Regions from separate parts of the Homo sapiens genome. Here region 1 is linked to region 2. The links are chromatin loops, found by intact Hi-C in ENCODE. Cell type or tissue: Caco-2. All regions are shown on one strand. Each heading gives the region's core, and the rest is flanking DNA. Links, peaks and the distances in the headings are about the cores only.

Region 1 (9,199 bases), core at 529-8,528, 52 kb before region 2:
TGCCATGTTGGCTGCACACATTGATCCCTGAGGAGCTCCCCTTCCTTCTGGCCTGCAGGGGTCTTTCCAGATTGTTCACCTGATGGTGATGGGGCATTATAATGAGTAAACAGCTCTCCTTACCATCCGGCCAGAACATTCTTGAGAATCCACCAGGATGTAAGGGAAAGCTGTGGTTTGGTCTGAGTTCCCAGGCCCTGTGGAAAGGCACTGTGACCCTACAATAGTAGGCTGCTCAGTTAAAGGTTATGGACTTGATTGAAGTTGAATTGAACTGGGACAAAGACAATGGACCTGCCTGACCAAACACAACACACAGGCGCCCCGGCTGTAGCACAGGGTCAGAAATAAGATGGCACGAAGACAGTCCGTGCCCGTGGGGCCACCCTCCCCCATCAGCGGAGCCTCTCCAACCCATGGTGAAGTTATGAATGTCCACACGTGAGTTGCTGCCCACCAAAGGGTGAGCTAAACGTTGAATGGAGACTCTGCTGTCTGCTTTCTTGTATCTTTTAAAAAGAAAAGATTGATTGGCTGATTGATTTCAGATCATTCCAGGGCTTTGAGCTAGGCAAGAAATGATTAGAATAGCTGGCAAAATAATCTAAGGTTAATTACAAAATGAAGCAAAGCATCCCTTCCTTCTGTCTTGCATTATAGGCAGGTGTTTAGATGTTATGTTACCCACTACAGTTTGGAGCTGGAAGGAACCTTCCAGAACGTAAGTCCAACTTCAGTGACTTCTCATGGTTCCTTGGATAAGACTGAACTTGACCTGAGATGCCAGGCCCTTGACTGCTCCTCGACCCACCCTGTGCCCGCCCCTCCCTGCCCTTCTTGCTCAAGCCACACCACCCCTTCCTTGGTGCAGTTTATTGAATTCACCTGGCTCCTTCCAGCCCCAGGTCCTCTGCACGTGTTGCTGCTGCCCAAAGAGCTCTCCTTCCTCTTTTGTCCTCAGGGATCCCTCTCTCAGGCTCTCAAGCAGCCTCAACTTGCTAACAGAAGCCCCCCAACCCTCCCCACCATTCCCACCCTGGCATGTCCCCCGACATCGTGTACCCCTCTCTCTCAGCGCCTTCCCAGCTTCCTCTTATTGTTACTTGTAGGATTGTTTGGCTGCCATCTGTCTCTCAGAGCAGGCTTGGAAGGGCCACGTGAGCGAGGATGGTGTCTGCTGTGTCACTCAGTGTCCTAGCTTCTCACACTGTGCCTGACTCCCCAGGGATGGGAGGCATGAATGAATGAGTTTTGTCAGGTCACAAGTGAGGAAACAGAGCAGGAGAGGACGAGGTCACTCATCGTGGGCCACACAGCCAGGGAGTCGATAGAATAATAACCATGGCATGCCTTGGGTGCCGAGTGTGTGCCAGGTACTGTGCTAATTAATGAGCTTGTATTGTCCCAGTTGATCCTCACAATGACCTCAGTGTAGGTACATAGTATCATTATCCTCCTATGTTTACAGCTGAGGAAACCGAGGCTCAGAGAATGTGGCAGTTGCTAGCCGTGCCCCATCCACATCTACTTGGCTTGCCCAGAGCCGCCTGCTGACTGGGGACAGTTTCCTGTGTCACTTTTTGCCTCAGGATGTCCTCCGGCCCTGGGAGCAGACTCAACCCACACCAGGGCAGGACAGGGTTCCAGGAGCAGCTCTCAGTCATTGAGCGGGACTGGGGGGCGGGGGGTTGAGGAATACAGGGCATTTGTGCCCTGCAGCAGGACAATTCTAAGGGTCCCTAGAAGGCCTGAGCCCCACTGCCCACAGTGGCCACCTACTCATAGCTTATTCCTTTTTAGCTTCCTGCCCTGACGAATGTCCCCACACCCTCACAGTGCTTCCTGGAATTACTTCCAAAATAAATGCCTTGTGCCCCAAACCCTGGGAATCCAAACTAACACAGTGACTTTCCCAAGGGCACACACCAGCAAGTGCCGAGGCCAGGTCCAGATGCAAACACCTTCTTCACCTTCCAGGCAAACTGGCACCTGCAACCTGGCTCCAGCACTGCTGGGCAGTGAGTGAGATACATCCCTGGATAAGTAGGTCACCACTGGTCTGCAGAAAAATAGCCCCCTAGAGGGGTTCCTGTCACAGGCCCTAAAATCTCTGTGTGTGTTACATTACATGGAAAGGGAAATTGATGCTGTGGATAAAATTAAAGCTACTAATTGACTTTAAAACAGAGAGATTATTCTGAATTGTCCAAATGGGCCCAATGTTTAAGGATCCTACAAGGATTAGAGGGCAGCAGAACTGGAGAGGGAGAGAGGGCTCTGGAAGGAAGGCAGGGGAAGGCACCATCGCTGGCTTTGAAGGTGGAAGAGGGGCCCCGAGTCAAAATAGATGGGTGGTTCCTAGAAGCTGGAAAAGATAAGGAAACAGCTTCTCCCCTGCATTCTTCAGAAAGAACACAGGCCTGCTGACACCTCAATTCTAGCTCAGCGACACCTGCGTTGGACTTTTAATAGATTCGGGTTGTTTAAGCCACTGATGTGATGGTTTGTTACAGCAGCCAAAGAAAACTCATGCAGCCACTTCAAGAAGTTAGCACCTCATCTCCGACTGTGTTTCAGGGACGTGGCTGATTCACTTTTATGATTGTGACTTATATGTCAATTATACCGCAGAAGATCTTGGAGCTGTTTGTGCAGACTGGGTGGATTAATTTTGTTCTGAAAACGTACACCTTGCGCTTTTAAGCATTTTCAAGCCAGGCTCTTAGAATGCTTTGCAGACACCAGCAGAAGAGAGCTGCGCGTGATGACCTGAGGGCTGCATTTGCCTGGGTCTGGTTTGATGAGCCTGGTGTATCGCTTCCATCCGTTCTGCTCATAGAAACCACAGAGATATCACTGCTGTGATATCATCAGTTCTCAACTGCACGGTGGAAATGCACGTGAATAATAAGCCTCCCGTGCCGCAGAACGGCTCCCACCTGCGCCTTTGGCAAACATTCGGAGCACAGTAAACAATGACGAGAAGGGGAAAGAGAAAGCAAGTGATTACTCATCAAGGAGCAGATTTTTAATAATACTTTAGGAGAATTTTTCCTAGAAGACAGTGGCTAATGTGAACACGTATTTGCCTAGACCATTTGGGGACCTGATAAGTGATACTTTTGAGTAGTAAACTTAAAAAATTCAACCGAAATGGAGAATGCCTTACCCAACACAAGGAAGCCTAAGGGAGTTAGAAATGAGTGCAGACAGGTTGAGCCCAAGCATATCTTCTCAGGGAAACACCGAGGTGGCATAAGTAGGCCCGTGGTTCCAAGAGGCTGAGAAAAGCCAGTGTCATAATGAATTGATGTCCCTCCCTCAGCTCCTTCCAGGAGCAAGGGGAAGTCAGACATTGTCAGAGGGAAGCCTCGTATGTGATGGGGTCAGGGAGAGTCTGAAGAAAGGACTGCCCGGACTATCTCATTGGAAAGCAATTCCTTAGGAACAGATTTCACTCAATGAAATACAATTTTAGGCCAGGCGCGGTGGCTCAGGCCTGTAATCCCAGCAGTTTGGGAGACCAAAGCGGGCGGACCACGAGGTCAGGAGTTCGAGAAACTCCTCGAGCGGTGGGGAAGTTGAGGAATACAGGGAATCTGTGCCCTGCAGCAGGACAATTCTGAGGGTCCCTATCAGGCCTGAAACCCCGTCACTACTAAAAATACAAAAATTAGCTGGGCTTGGTGGTACACACCGGTAGTCCCAGCTACTCGGGAGGCTGAGGCAGGAGAATCACTTGAACCCAGGAGGCAGAGGTTGCAGTGAGCCGAGATCATGCCACTGCACTCCAGCCCAGGCAACAGAGCGAGATTCAGTCTCAAAAAAAAAAAAAAAAAGAAAAAAGAAAAGAAACACAATTTTAAAGATCTGCCACCATGTTCCAAGCACTGTACTTGGTATTTGGAGTAGAAGGATGTACCAGGAACAGGCTCCAATGCCCTGAGAGCCTGGAGGCTGCTGTGGGCAGAAAAACAAATCAATTCCAAAACCTTGTAATGTGTGCAGCCTCTGAAAATGGACAGAGGTATGAAAGGAGCTCAGAGTATGGCATTGTTCGATTTGGGCACCCTGTAAAGCCCTCAGGAGGAGGTGTCATTGGAACTGCTGGCCAGAGGAAACACCAGCCCACGGCCACATCTGGCTGGCATCACCATCTCTCCTCTTCCCATGCATCCGTTCCTTTGATGGTGTTATTCACTGTGTGTCTTTCTGCTAGCCTGTGTCTCTTTTTCACCTTGAGCAATGCAGCTGCCTTTCATCTTCTCCAGGTCATTGGGCTAGAGTTCAGGGTTATCAGATGACCTGTAAATAAAAGTTTACTGCCCCACCTTGAGCAACCAGAGTGATGTCTGCAGAGCATTCTTAAGTTGGAAGATTGCGTAGGCCCAGGGAATGCTCTCCAGGGCACACCAGAAGGACCAGTTGGAAATGGCAACTATTGAACCCTGGGCAGTGGGGTAGGGGGGCAGTAGTGGAAGCCTGGAAGGCTGTCCAGGGGAAAGCTGCTGACTGAAGTGGGAGAAACATGCTCCTATGATCTGTGGAAAGAGTTCACTCATAAGGACGGATGCAGCCACAGGGGCTGTAGCCAAGTCTTGCTGTGAGGCCACACCCATCTGGCTAAGATTTCACCTACTGTGGCCCTAAGAGGATCACAGCCCAAAGTGGTAAGGTTGAGTGAAAGTGTGAATGTTGCAATCATCAGAACTTTGGAGATGAGGTGGGGACGTGGGTTTGTCGGCCAACGGCATATCCATGAAGATGACTGGTTGAGTTTGGGGGCCGACTTGCTCCAGAGTGTGCAATGTGCTGCCTGGAGAAGCCGGCTGGTAGCCAGGCTGGGCCCTACCTGGGGAAGCAATTGGGGTCAAGAATGTGACCCTCTTCCCTGAAGGCTCAGGAACTCTGTCGTTTTAGGGACAAGAACTGATCAAGACTATAATGCCGATGAGCTGGTTTGTAGGAAGAGCCATACCAGTCAAGCAGATTGGAAACTTGCATGAGCCTGACCAATGAATGTCCTCCTGTGTTGTTTCGGGGGTGAACAATTCAACTGGTGCTCTCCCAGACGCAGTCCTGGGCTGTGCTCAGCCCTTTAGAAGTTATAGCCACTTCTTACTGGTTCATCCATCGTGGTGGTTATGTTTCTGCTCTCCATCAGGTTGATTTTAAGGGTTAACTCTACAACAGGGAAATTAGATTTTTAAGTTCTAGAGAAATCCTACTGTAAAGAAACTCAACCTTTGGTTATTAACTCCTACACATACACTCATATATGAATTTGTGAGTCCTGTATTTCTCCTATTTCTGCTATTACAAGTTTAAAATCAAGACTAAGTTTATACCCCATAATAAGCTGGTTTAAATTTATTTATTTTAAATAAACAAAAAGCTTAAGTCTTACATTGTCTAAGAGATATAGAATTTCCTTAAAAATCGAATAGGAATTTGGTGTTTATAAACAAGTTGCAAATTTGATTAGAAACAAAGAAAAACAAAACTCGGGTATGTGTTTTATATGGTGAGTCCAGAAAAATTTGCAAGCAGCAAGTTGATAATACCAAAAGCTTATATTTGTGTGTTAACAATGAGTCAGGCATTGTTTGATGCATTTTGCATATATGACCTCATTTATAATCTTCAGAGGAACTTAGCCCCCTTATAAGAATGAACTTTTTTGAAGTCGAAATTTCTAAGTATTTTTTTCTTCGTATTTTATAACTGAAGAGTTTCTGGACCATTCGTTTCTTATATATGAGTTTTGGTGGTAGTTCCAGCCAATTTTGCCCATTAAAAATTTTTGAATCAAGATGATAGGACGTGAACTTTGGGAACACCAACCCTAACTGAACGTCTGGATTCCTTGAGGTTCCCCTGCCCGCTTCAGCTCCTTCTAGGAGGCCCGTTCAGTCGCAGAAAGGGCTCCACCGCACAGGCAGGCACTGGCCAACTATGCTCACCAACGCAATTCAGAAGGCAGGTTTGACTTATTTATGATGGGACCTGGGATGTTGAGGCGGAGGTACCGGCTGCTTCGGGCTGTGTGCGGACACAAGCTGCCAAACAAGTCCATCTTATAAACTCTCAGGGGAATTTAGCCAATTAATGGGAAGAAGAGAGCCTAAGAAAATGTAGGGTGTACTGAGGCTGGCACTTGTGGATAAACAAGCAAATCAAGTTTCCAGCGTCTTTGATGATCTTTTATACAGCCTGGAACACGTAGACTTGGGAGGAGGAACTCTAAGATGTGTGAGGGAGAAGATCCCCACAGTCCCCACCCTGGCCCTCCTCAGTGACAGGAGGGGTCTGGTAGAAGTGGTGTGCACGTGCAGGGAATTGAACCCTTCTCACACTTACCTCCTCCTCTCTTTCCCATGGATTTAGCATGCTCTGCAGATAGATTATTAAATGATGAATGAATGATCCAAGAATTAGTAAACCACAGTCTTGTACTGCAAATTCCTGGGAATCTGAGATACAAAGAGATGAAAATGACATACGATTTAAAACTGGGTCTAAGGTAGCCTGATATAGCCAGGATGGTATTTCACTGCCAGTAAAACTGAAACTGAAAAATATAGATTACTCTTCAGCTCCTAGCAATAAACACTAGATTGTATTATAGATAAATATGTTAATGAAACTTTTCTTGTTTTCTTCTTCTTCTCCTTTTTATTTTTTTATTTATTTTATTTAATTCTTTTTTTAGACAGGGTCGCACTCTGCTGCCCAGGCTGGAGTGGACTGCAGTGGCACAACTGTTGCTCACTGCAGCCTGTAACTCCTGGGCTCAAGCAATCCTCCCACCACAGCCTCCCAAGTAGCTGGGACCAGAGGTGTGCACCACCATGCCCAGCTAATTTTTAAATTTTTAGTAAAAATGGGGTCTGACTATGTTGCCTAGGCTGATCTTGAACTCCTGGGTTCAAGCAATCCTCCTGCCTCAGCCTCCCAAGTTGCTGGGATTGCAGGAGTGAGCCACCACACCTGGCCTGTATGGAACTTTACTATGTGCCTTGTTTTAGTCTATTTTTGTATTGCTATAGAGGAATACCTGAGGCTGGGTAATTATAAAGAATGGAGGTTTATCTGGCTCATGGTTCTGCAGGCTCTACAGGAAATGTGGTACCAGCATCTTCTTCTGTTGAGGGCTTCTGTTGAGGGCTTCAGGCTGCTTCCTACCACGGCAGAAGCCGAAGGGGAGTTGGTGTGCAGAGGTCACACAGGGAGAGTGAAAGCAAGAGAGAGGAAGGGAAGGTGCCAGGCTGTTTTTAACAACCAGCTCTTGGGAGAACTCTTGTGAGAACTGATAGAGCAGGGCCTCCCTCATTACCTACAAGAGGGCACCAAGCCATTGTGAGGGACCCGCCTTAAGACCCGAGCACCACCCGTTAGGCCCCACCTTCCTCCCGTGAGGTGCCTTCAGGGATCAGATTTCAGCATGACACTTGGTGGGGCCAAACAAATTATATCCAAACTATAGTCTACTTTTCCATATTTGTTCTTTTATGAGTGTCACAAATATCCAGCAAAGAGGTTAAGGCAAGAATTACCCTCTGTTTTACAAATGAGAAACTAAGATGCTTGTCCAGGTTCACAAAGCTAGAGAGTATTGCAGCCAATTCTTGACTTTATCCACAATTCATTCTCCTCTACTCCAAGCTTCAAATTGGCCATAGCAAGTTTCATTACGTGGTCAGTTCTGATTGTTATCAGCATGCTCTTTCCTCAAAAGAATACAATTTATGAGCAGATTGTATTTTAGAAGTTTCTCTGAGTGGTGTAAAGGAGAAATTGACAAGCTCTAGAATGTATGGAATATGAGATATGTCTTTTAATTTTTAACAGCTTATTTGCCCTTTTCACTACACTTTTTCTGTGCTTCTATTTTTCTCCCTTTTTTGCCTTATCTTGAATTGCTGGTTTTCCTTATCTCTTTTTTCCTCCTCTCCACTGGTTTGGAAGTAATATTTTTATTCCTTCACTGGTTATTCTTAAAGCTTATATATACCTCTTGACTTAACAAATTTTAAAATAAATTGATATCTCTACCTTCATCAATAATACAAGGAATTTAGAACACACTGACTCTAGTCACTTGCAGTATCTCTCATGTTATATGATCCAGTGTTAGTCATTGCTATTGTTATTGTTTACGAGTATTTGTATCAGTTAGTTATTGCTGCATAATGATTACCCCAAAACTTAGCAGCTTATAACAACAAACAAGTCAGTTTATTTGTCATGTCATTTATTATGTCAGTTTCTGTGGATCAGAAACTTGGGAGCTGCTTATCTGGGTGTTTCTGGCTTAGAGCCTCACATGAGACTGTGGTCAAGCTGTTGGCCAGGGTTGCAGCCATCTCAAGGCTCAAGTGGAGCTGAGGAACCTGATTCCAAGCTCGTTCATGTGGTTTGGCAAAATCCAGTTCCTCGTGAGCAGTTGGACTGAGGGCACAGCTCCTGCTCATGTCATGTAGGCCTCACCACAGGGCTGATCACAACATGGCAGCTAACTTTCCCCAGCATGAGTGATTTGAGTGTTGGGGACCGGCGGGGGGAAGGAGAGAGAGGGGAGAGGGAGAAGAAAGAGAGCAAGCAGCCAAGATGGAAGCCATAGCCTTTTTATAACCTAACCTTAGAAGTGACCTCCCATTACTTCTGCTGCATTATATATGTTAGAAGCAAGTCCACACTCAAGGAGAGATTGTACACAGGCATGAATATCAAGGGGCTGACCGCACTGGGGAGCCTGCTATAAGACCACCTGCAACGATATTTAAACTTGACCACATGCTCAGCAATTTCTCTCCTTGCATTACTTCCTAGTATATGAATCAATAATCCTTCCAATCAAGGTCTGTGAATGGAAAATATTCTGCCTTTGTCATAATATTTTTTTTTTTTTGAGACAGAGTCTCTCTCTGTCACCCAGGCTAGAGTGCAGTGGCGCGATCTCGGCTCACTGCAACCTCTGCCTCCCAAGTTCAAGCGATTCTCCTGCCTCAGCCTCCCAAGTAGCTGGGACTACTGGTGTGCACCACCACGCCCGACTAATTTTTGTATTTTAGGTAGAGATGGGGTTTCACCATGGTGGCCAGGCTAGTCTTGAACTCTTGACCTCAAGCGATCCCCCTGCCTTGGCCTCCCAAAGTGCTGGGATTACAGGCATGAGCCACTGTGTCCAGCCATGTAA
Region 2 (9,199 bases), core at 504-8,503:
TGGCTCACCAAGGTAAGCCTGACTTCAGCTTCCATCACTGAACACATTCTGTTCTCCTCTCCAGCCATGCTCTGTGTTGTCTCTGGCCCTCCACACTTTCCATGGTTCTTCTTTGATGGCAGGATATTTCCTTGCCTGTTACCTTTGTGTCAGCTCTTCCCTCTGCCTGGAATGCTCTTCCTTGCATTTCTACCTGGCTGGCACTTGTTCTTTGGAATTCTGCCAGTTGCCATCTCTTAGAGTGTCACCTTCACCACCCAGCTAGGATAGCACTCTATTACATCACCTCATTGCAGTTCTCTTTATAGCTCCTGTCACCAATGGATGTTTTTATTGTTAGGTTGGTTGCTTGTTTATTGGTTGTCTTATGGCAAACAATGCTGGTTCAAATGGAGCAAGGGTCTTTCTCTCGAAAACCCAATGTCATTGCTCAAAAGTAATGGTGAAATAAAGAAATGACGTGGTATCTGTGGATGCTATTTCCCTGCTTACAGAAATGTTCATAACTTGTATTGCATGCATCAGCCCTTGCCTTCTTCCTCATCAAAAGATGTATCCATGGGTGAGATTACAGAAGCATGGTATCTTTCACTTCCTGTGGGCATTAGCATAGATAAGATGGGTGAGGGTGCGGTCAGCTTCAGCACGGCATGCTAGCTGTAGCTCCAAATGCCAGGCGGAGCTCTTATCAGAAGCGTAAGCATAAATCTATGCTGGCTTAGAAAACATCTTAATTATAACACTCCTCATTTATAATGTCAGAGCTCATGTTACTGGGTGTTTCACATGCACCACCATTTTGTCTGTTCCTCTACATTTTAAGAGGCCTTTTGCCACGGTCACCATACATGCTGGATTTTCTTAGCCATTACACTCTATAGTACAATGGAAAGTCATACATTCCTTTAAATTCTATCAGAGGGAACAAAACCTTTCAAAGCCATTCTTAAGCCCATACATTTCTATTTATGCTGTAAAATAATAAATTGAACTGTTTTACAGAATATAAGAAATTAGGTGACAACTTCACCCCATTATTGTTATTGGGATTATAGCCTGCTTTTTTTTTTTTGAGATAGAGTCTCACTCTGTCACCCAGGCTGGAGTGCGGTGGCACGATCTCAGCTCACTGCAACCTCTGCCTCCTAGGTTCAAGCAATTCTCATGCCTCAGCCTCCCAAGTAGCTGGGACTACAGGCACGAGCTACCATGCCAGGCTAATTTTTGTAATTTTAGTAGAGATGGGGTTTCACCATGTTGGCCAGGCTGGTTTCAAACTCCTGACCTCAGATGATCTGCTCCACTCGGCCTCCCAAATTGCTGGGATTGTAGACGTGAGCCACTGAGCCCGGCCTATAGCCTGTTTTTAAAAATTGTTTTTATGGCTGGGTGCAGTGTCCCACGCCTGTAATCCCAGCACTTTGGGAGGCTGAGGCAGGCGGATCACGAGGTCAGGAGTTCAAGACCATCCTGGCTAACACAGTGAAACCCTGTCTCTACTAAAAATACAAAATTAGCCGGGTGTGGTGGCATATGCCTGTAGTCCCAGCTACTTAGAAGGCTGAGGTAAGAGAATTGCCTGAACCCAGGAGGCAGAGGTTGCAGTGAGCTGAGATCGCGCAATTGCACTCCAGCCTGAGCGACAGAGCGAGACTCCGCCTAAAAAAAAAAAAATTGTTTTTATTTGTCGTTTGCTTGTTTCAAGTTTTGTTCTTTTTTTTAATAATACAGATAAGCTACGACAAAGACTGTTTCTAGTTTAGTACATTTTGTAATCAAAGTACAGTGATTACACTTGTTTACTTAATCTCAACGCACACTGTCAGTCTTTTAACAACAGCTCTACCAATCTCTCATTTTTATCTTTGTGTCATCTTTAATAGTTCATTCAGGAAGTTATCCATAGGTTTGTTACTTGAGACCTTGCACACCTGAGACTATTTCAACAAAGGACTACTTGGTAGGATGAACAATTTTCAATCCATTGCAAAATCAAATTGTATTTTGATTTCAAATGTGTCATTCTTGTAAAGCTAGAGCTTGGTGATTCTTTGATTGTGTTTCTTTTTTCTTTTATCCTGATCTTAAATTACATAATTCCAGGGATAACTGGACAGGGATAAAACACGCTGGCCATTTATGTCTATGTTAGCATGCTTGGCGTGCCGTCTAAATCATGTATCACATTAGCTGCACAATACCATTGGGATACCTGGGCAACCTTCCATTTGACTGGGCTCTAGTGGATGGCACTAATTAATCCATAGATGATGCTGACCACTTTCCATCTGCCTCCTTTACTGGCATTGTCTCTCTGAGCCAGAAGACTCTGCCAAAGGGTTAGGTTACATCCTTCTCTGTCTACTCTGACACATGGACTTTTGGCCCTGCAGATTTGGGTGTGTCTCCGGCAGCCTGAGGATAAGCTGGGATAGTACTCTATGGGTCAGTATTACACTCTGTGGCCCCATCGCATGTTTCTCTCTCCACACTGTGCATATCCGTGCATGATGCCAGAGAGATGGTGTAGGAGTCATCCTCAAACTTGGCACTGGATCTAAGTACACGACAGGAAGCTAGCAATTTAGACGGAGTTCACACCCAGCGACTGCTCTGGCTAATGTCTAGGATTTTGAGGTACGCCTCCCCTCCGGGACAAGATCCTCTCCCATCAGATGGTCATGAACTGGTTCCCTTCCTACCATTTCCTGGAATGTGCCCCACCTTAGAGAACAGAAGCTTTTAAAGTTATTATCATTTTTATATGGTACTATGTTCTCTCTGCCTTTCCTTCTTAATGTGAAAATATGAGACATCGAAGCTATCCAACCCCCAAAAAAGTGATGACAACAGGAAAATCTCCCACCAGATTTGTTTAGGGGACATCACAAAGAAAATGAATTTGAGAAGACTACAGTTTTCTCCTCCTACAGACACGGCCCATTCAGTCTGTCTTGAGAAACAACTGCATACTTTCTCAGCTTAACAGAGATTTCTTCTTGGCTTTATTTATGTCCATCTCTCCATGCAGAATCAAAATCAGTTCAGGATTTATCATCCAAGGGGTCCACTGCGGAATGGCTGATGGCCCACACCTCTGCCTCCAGAACTCCCTAATAGCAGCATCTGGGGACTTCCTACAGATGCAGCTCCTGGACCCTCCCCCAGAGACACAAATTCAGTGGGTTATGTCAGGTCCAGAAATCTGTCCTATTTGAAAGCTTCCAATCATCAGTCCCAGTGGAGGAACCTCAGAGAATCTCAGCATCTGAGGTCTGTAAGGGCCATAGAGAGTAGTTCATTTAAGGCTCTGAGGGAAAACAGAAGGCTGAGACCACACAGCTCGTCAATGGCTTTGCTAAGCCACATGCAAAGTAGTTCAGTTTTATGTCCTGATGACTTATTTAAGAAAGGGACGCTTCTGTTACAGCTTATGAAAATTTGCGTCAACACAGCTTGCGTTTTCTAATAACTGTGCTGCAAGAGAAAAACCCTTTCCCACCATGAAAATGAAGCTCAACAAATGATGGCTTCTTGGGGACTCCAAGGAGCCCAGGTTTCCCTGAAAAGTAGATGGGATATTTAAGTCAGTTACTTTGCTGCCCCAATATATTGCAACATAATTATTTGCATTGTGGTCCAGAATTTCAATTTAGAAGCCCAACTTAGGGGTGAGCAGTGGGCAGTGAAATCTGTTTGAAATACAACATGAAGTCTTAGAAAAAAATGACTTACTAAACGAGTTATCCTAGTTAGAGCTTCTACACACATTAGACACTTGTTGTATGGTTTTTGTTTGATTTTTTGAGATAGAGTCTTGCACTGATGCCCAGGCTGGAGTGCAGTGGTACGATCTCGGCCCACTGCAACCTCCACCTCCTGAGTTCAGGCAATTCTCTTGCCTCAGCCTCCCGAGTAGCTGGGACTACAGGTGCCCGCCATGACGCCCGGCTAATTTTTGTATTTTTAGTAGAGACGGGGTTTCACCATGTTGGTCAGGCTGGTCTTGAACTCCTGACCTTGTGATCCGCCCACTTCGGCCTCCCGAAGTGCTGGGATTACAGGCGTGAGCCACAGCACCCGGAGCACTTGTTTGCTTTTAGACTAGCTGGAAAGTCATTTAAATAAGAGGGGAAAGAGTGACCTCTTCTTTGTTTCTATTCTGCTGTGTGATTGAAACCCTACCTGTTTATTATAGTTGACATGTAATCTTTTTTTGAAATGCATTTTACTGTTTTGAGACAATAGTTTTAACCATGATTTGGGATGAGTGGATTTCTCACATTGCTTACATTAGATTCTTAATTCTTCTTGGAGTCAGTGTGAGCTACACACAAATATAAGAGTTGAGCCAGCTATGAGAAAGCTTATCATCAGTCTTCATTGGAAAGTAGAAGGTTACTAATATTTAGAACACATCTGAGAATGTGTGAGTTAAACCCTTACGTTTATCCATCAGCCAGAGTGATGAAAGCGACAGAGTCAATTTTTAAGATCGAGTTTTCCTGGGCGCTCTCGCCAGGCTAAGTCTCTGACAATAGTGATTATATCCTTTCTAGGACAGGGGCTTCAGAGAAAGAATGTGAGCTATGCAGAGAAGCGAATGAGGAATGTGTTCACCTCTTAGCCTCAACCCATGGGTCAGAAAAAGACATCCCTGGAACTGGAGCTTTGAAAGCAGAAGATAAACATGATGGATATCAGAGAACTTAAAAGAGAGCAAGGGCCAGGGTCCAGGAGACCAGGATTGTTAGGCTGAGCAGCTGGAGAGCCCTGCAGGGCTGGTGGACTCTGAGGGTGGTGGAGGGGACTCACATACTGAGCACCTTTCCTGTGCTTCTCACTCACTTGCTCAGGTTTTCACAACAGTGGAAAGAGATGCTTAGAAGGGGAATTACCTGCCCAAGGATGCAGAGTGGGTGGCTGAGCAGGAGCCCAGCCCTGGCAGGACGGACTTCCCACTCTACCAGGAAATACGCCAGAGGAGTCTGAACTCCGCCATCTTGAAATCTTAAAGCAACTGAAATCTAAAAGTGACTGAAATCTTAAAGCAACTGAAATCTAAAAGTGACTGAAATCTTGGAAGATCTGTTCGTGCTGAGTGTCTCCTGTGGGAACAAATCAAAGGCTGAGGCAGGGAGAAGCTCTCGCTGCAGCCCTGCGGATCACTTCTCCAGGCCTAGGGCTGAGGGATCTCTGGGGACTGCACTGAGCCCCGCCACCTCACACCACCATCCCGGGCTCTTCATGCTGTGGGTTCCGCTGTTTGCCCTAAAATTCCCTGCAGGTCCACTGAATTCTAGAGAACCGGACTCTGTGCTGGGGCCATTACAAGTTCTCCTGCCTCTGACATTTGAATGCTCTGCCCTGGACCCATGGACTCTGCCCCAAGCCCTCATGAGGAATTTGACCCCATCCTTTAGTGCCCAGCTCAAAAGCCAGCTCCGTTAGCAGACCCGGTGACTCTCGGGTACCCCGGCCATGTTGTTTGTGCCTCTTTCTACTCCCTGCCGTCTAAGTTTAATCCATCCAATTAATTTCACATATATTTATTTACTTAAAAATTATTACGTAATATTCACTACATCCTCCTCTAATGTGGATCAATTAGGTTTTTGATGGGGATCAATTATGTTTTTTGGGCATCACGAGGAAGTCATGGATTGAAATGTTTGCTGAGTTTTTAATCTATCGTGGTATTGTTTTTATTAAAGCACAGATGGTTGCATTGCAGGCAGGTAGGAGCCCCTACAAGTTGATGGCTGAGTCCTTAAGGCTCTACTGTGGTTTTTATTTTATCTTACTTTTTATTTTGTGTTATTTTATTTTATTTTGAGATGGAGTCTTGCTTTGTCACCCAGGCTGGAGTGTAGTGGTGCAATCTTGGCTCACTGCAACCTCTGCCTCCCAGGTTGAAGAGATTCTCCTACCTCAGCCTCCCAAGTAGCTGAGATTACAGGCGCCCACGACCACGCCTGGCTAATTTTTGTATTTTCGGTAGAGACGGGGTTTCACTATGTTGGCCAGGCTGGTCTCGAACTCCTAACCTCAAGTGATCTGCCTGTCTTGGCCTCCCAAAGTGCGGGGATTACAGGCATGAGCTACTGTGCCCAGTACTGTGGTCTTTACTAACCGCCTTGCCCTTTGGTACAAGATACCCAGGCTCATTCACCTGCCTGGATCAGCCACTTCTCCAGGCTGCTCTGTTTTCCTTTGTCACCAGAACTTTGAATTTGGCCAGTCTAGGAAGAGTAAAATGGCATCTCCCCTCAATTATAATTTGTATTTCTTGGACTTTTAATAATACTGTACATGGTTTCATATATTTATTTGGTAGGTATCTTTCCTGTTCTGTGATGACTGCCCAGGATTTTGTCTAATTTATATATATGAATGTATATATAGGTATGTGCATATATGCATGTACACAAATGTATATATTCATGTCAGTATGTACATCCATGTACATACATGTGTGTATGTATGTATGTGTATACACAGTCATGTGTTGCTTAATGTCCAAGATGCATTCTGAGAAATGCGTTGTTAGGCGACTTTGTCATTGTGTGAACATCATAGCATGTGCTCACACAAACCTAGATGGCCTAGCATACTCCACACCTAGGCTATATGGGATAGCCTATTATTCCTAGGCTTCAAACCTGCACAGAATGTGACTGTACTAGTGTACTGAATACTGTAAGCAATTATAATGCAATGGTTAGTATGTAGAAAAGGTACAGTAGAAATAGGGTATAAAAGATAAAAATGGTGGCTGGGTGCGGTGGCTCACACCAGTAATCCCAGCACTTTGGGAGGCTGAGGTGGGCAGATCACGAAGTCAAGAGATCGAGACCGTCCCGACCAACATGGTGAAACCCCATAAAAATACAAAAATTAGCTGGGCATGGTGGCGAGCCCCTGTAGTCCCAGCTACTCAGGAGGCTGAGGCAGGAGAATAGCTTGAACCTGGGAGGTGGAGCTTGCAGTAAGCTGAGATCATGCCACTGTACTCCAGCCTGTTGACAGAGCAAGACTCTGTCTCAAAAAAAAAAAAAAAAAAAAAAAAGATACGGTACTTACCATGAATGGAGCCTGAGCGACTGGAAGTTGCTCTGAGTGGGTGAATGAGTGACTGGTGGGTGAGTGTGAAGGCCTAGGACAGTACTGTACTGTGAAGAGTTTATAAACATTGGACACTGAGACTGAGACTATACTACATTTATAAAAACATTTTCCTGGCTGGGTGCAGTGGCTCACACCTGTAATCCCAGCACTTTGGAAGACCGAGGCGGGCAGATCACTTGAGGCCAGGAGTTCGAGACCAGCCTAGCCAACATGGTGAATCCCCATCTCTACTAAAAATAGAAAAAATTAAAAAAAAAAATTAGCTGAGTGTGGTGGCGCATGCCTGTAATCCCAGCTACTCGGGTGGCTGAGGCATGAGAATTGCTTGAACCCGAGAGGCAGAGGTTGTAGTGAGCAGAGATTGCACCACTGCACTCCAGCCTGGGCAACAGAATGAGACTCTGTCTCGAAAAAACAAAAACAAACAAACAAAAACACCTTTTTTCAATAATAAATTTATCTTACTTTAACTTTTTTACTTTATAAACATTTTAATTTTTAAAAAGTTGACTCTTGTAATAATACTTAACTTAGAACACAAACACATTGTACAGCTGTACCAAATATTTTTGTCTTTATATTCTCATTCTATATGCTTTTTTCTATTTTAAAATTTTCAATTTTTTTAACTTTTTAAACTTTTTTATTAAAAACTAAGACATAAACACACACATTAGCCTAGGCCTACACAGGGTCAGAATCATCTATATCACTGTCTTCCACCTCCACATAACTGTCCCACTGGAAGGTTTTCAGGGGCAATTACATGCATAGAGCTGTCATCTCCTATGATGACAGTGCCTTCTTCTGGAATACCTCCTGAGGGAGCTGCCTGAGGCTGTTTTACAATTAACTTTAAATATATATATATATATATATATATATATATATATATATATATATATGTATATATATATATATGTATATATATATATATATGTATATATACACATATGTGTGTGTGTGTGTGTGTGTAGAAGGAGTGCATTCTGAAATAATGATTAAAAGCAGGGTGTTATAAATATATAAGCCAGTACCATGTACTGTACGTAATTGTATGTGCTACTCTTTTATACAACAGGCAGCATGGTAGGTTGCTTACACCAGCACCACCACGATGTCTTATGCCACGTGAAGATGGCTATGGCGTCACTGCTAGGTGATAGGAATTTTCCAGCTCCATTATAATCCTATGGGATTATCATCATATATGTGGTTCATCCTTGACCCTGACTGTATATTGCTAATCGATTTATAGGCATTCATTATTTATTCTGCACAATAATCATTTATCAGTTTTATGTTTTACAAATATCTTCCCTGTCTTACATGTCATCTTATCACTTTATGATGTCTCTTTTAGGACAAAACTTTTAAATTTTATATCCACAGATTAAAAACATTATTGTCAAATAAAGCACATTTAGAGGAAAAAAAAAACCCCATGAAACCAAATGTACAGCTTAGTGAACTATCGCAGAGCGAATACTTGCAACCTCTCTTCATGTCAGGAGAAAAGTCACAGCCAGCAGCCAGCATCAGTCACTGCTTCCCCTCCCTTCTAGATCCCACGTTCAAGGCAACAGCATCCTCACCTTTCTTTGTGGTTATTTCTGTGAACTTGTATCTCTAAACATTATTAGTCTAGTTCTTCCTATTTGAGGGGCCATTTATATAAATGAAGATACACAGAATGATCTTTTTGTGTGTGTTCTTTCACTTAAGTTTTTGGGAAATTCACAAAATGATTCTAAAATTACTGCGAAAATGGACGTGCCAAGAATAACAAAACAAACTTGAAGAACAACATTGGAGGACTTCATGTTACTGGATAGAAAGACTTCTCATAGAGCTTTGGCAATAAAGACTGCGCGTGCTGTCTTCCATTGTAGGGATACGCTGCGATGTATTCATCCATCGTGGAGTTGGTGGACATTTGTGTTGTTGCCAGCTGGTGGCGGTCATGAATAATGCTGCTACATGCATGCCTGTGTCCATCTCTTGTAACATCTGTGCAAGCATTTCTGTGGGGTATATGCCTAAGAGGGAAATTATAGGTAGGTGGTTGCAG

Evidence for each region. Peaks named below come from ENCODE experiments on the same cell type or tissue, not always from the same donor. Only the 100,000 strongest peaks of a DNase experiment are listed, where the experiment ranks them.
Region 1: a loop joins it to region 2, with 9 times the contacts of the local background. A loop is called at or near these places in 11 of 110 quality-filtered maps.

Annotation. Positions count from the first base shown.
Region 1 is chr2:234,457,852-234,467,050 of GRCh38, reverse strand. No RefSeq gene overlaps it. Among named protein-coding and RNA genes, the nearest start is that of LINC01891, 7.9 kb to the right of the region's middle. In Caco-2, for the core only: no CTCF peak of the experiment used is centred there; DNase peaks (open chromatin) are centred at 2,920, 4,310, 4,880 and 7,383.
Region 2 is chr2:234,406,174-234,415,372 of GRCh38, reverse strand. No RefSeq gene overlaps it. Among named protein-coding and RNA genes, the nearest start is that of LINC01891, 44 kb to the left of the region's middle. In Caco-2, for the core only: no CTCF peak of the experiment used is centred there; a DNase peak (open chromatin) is centred at 4,722.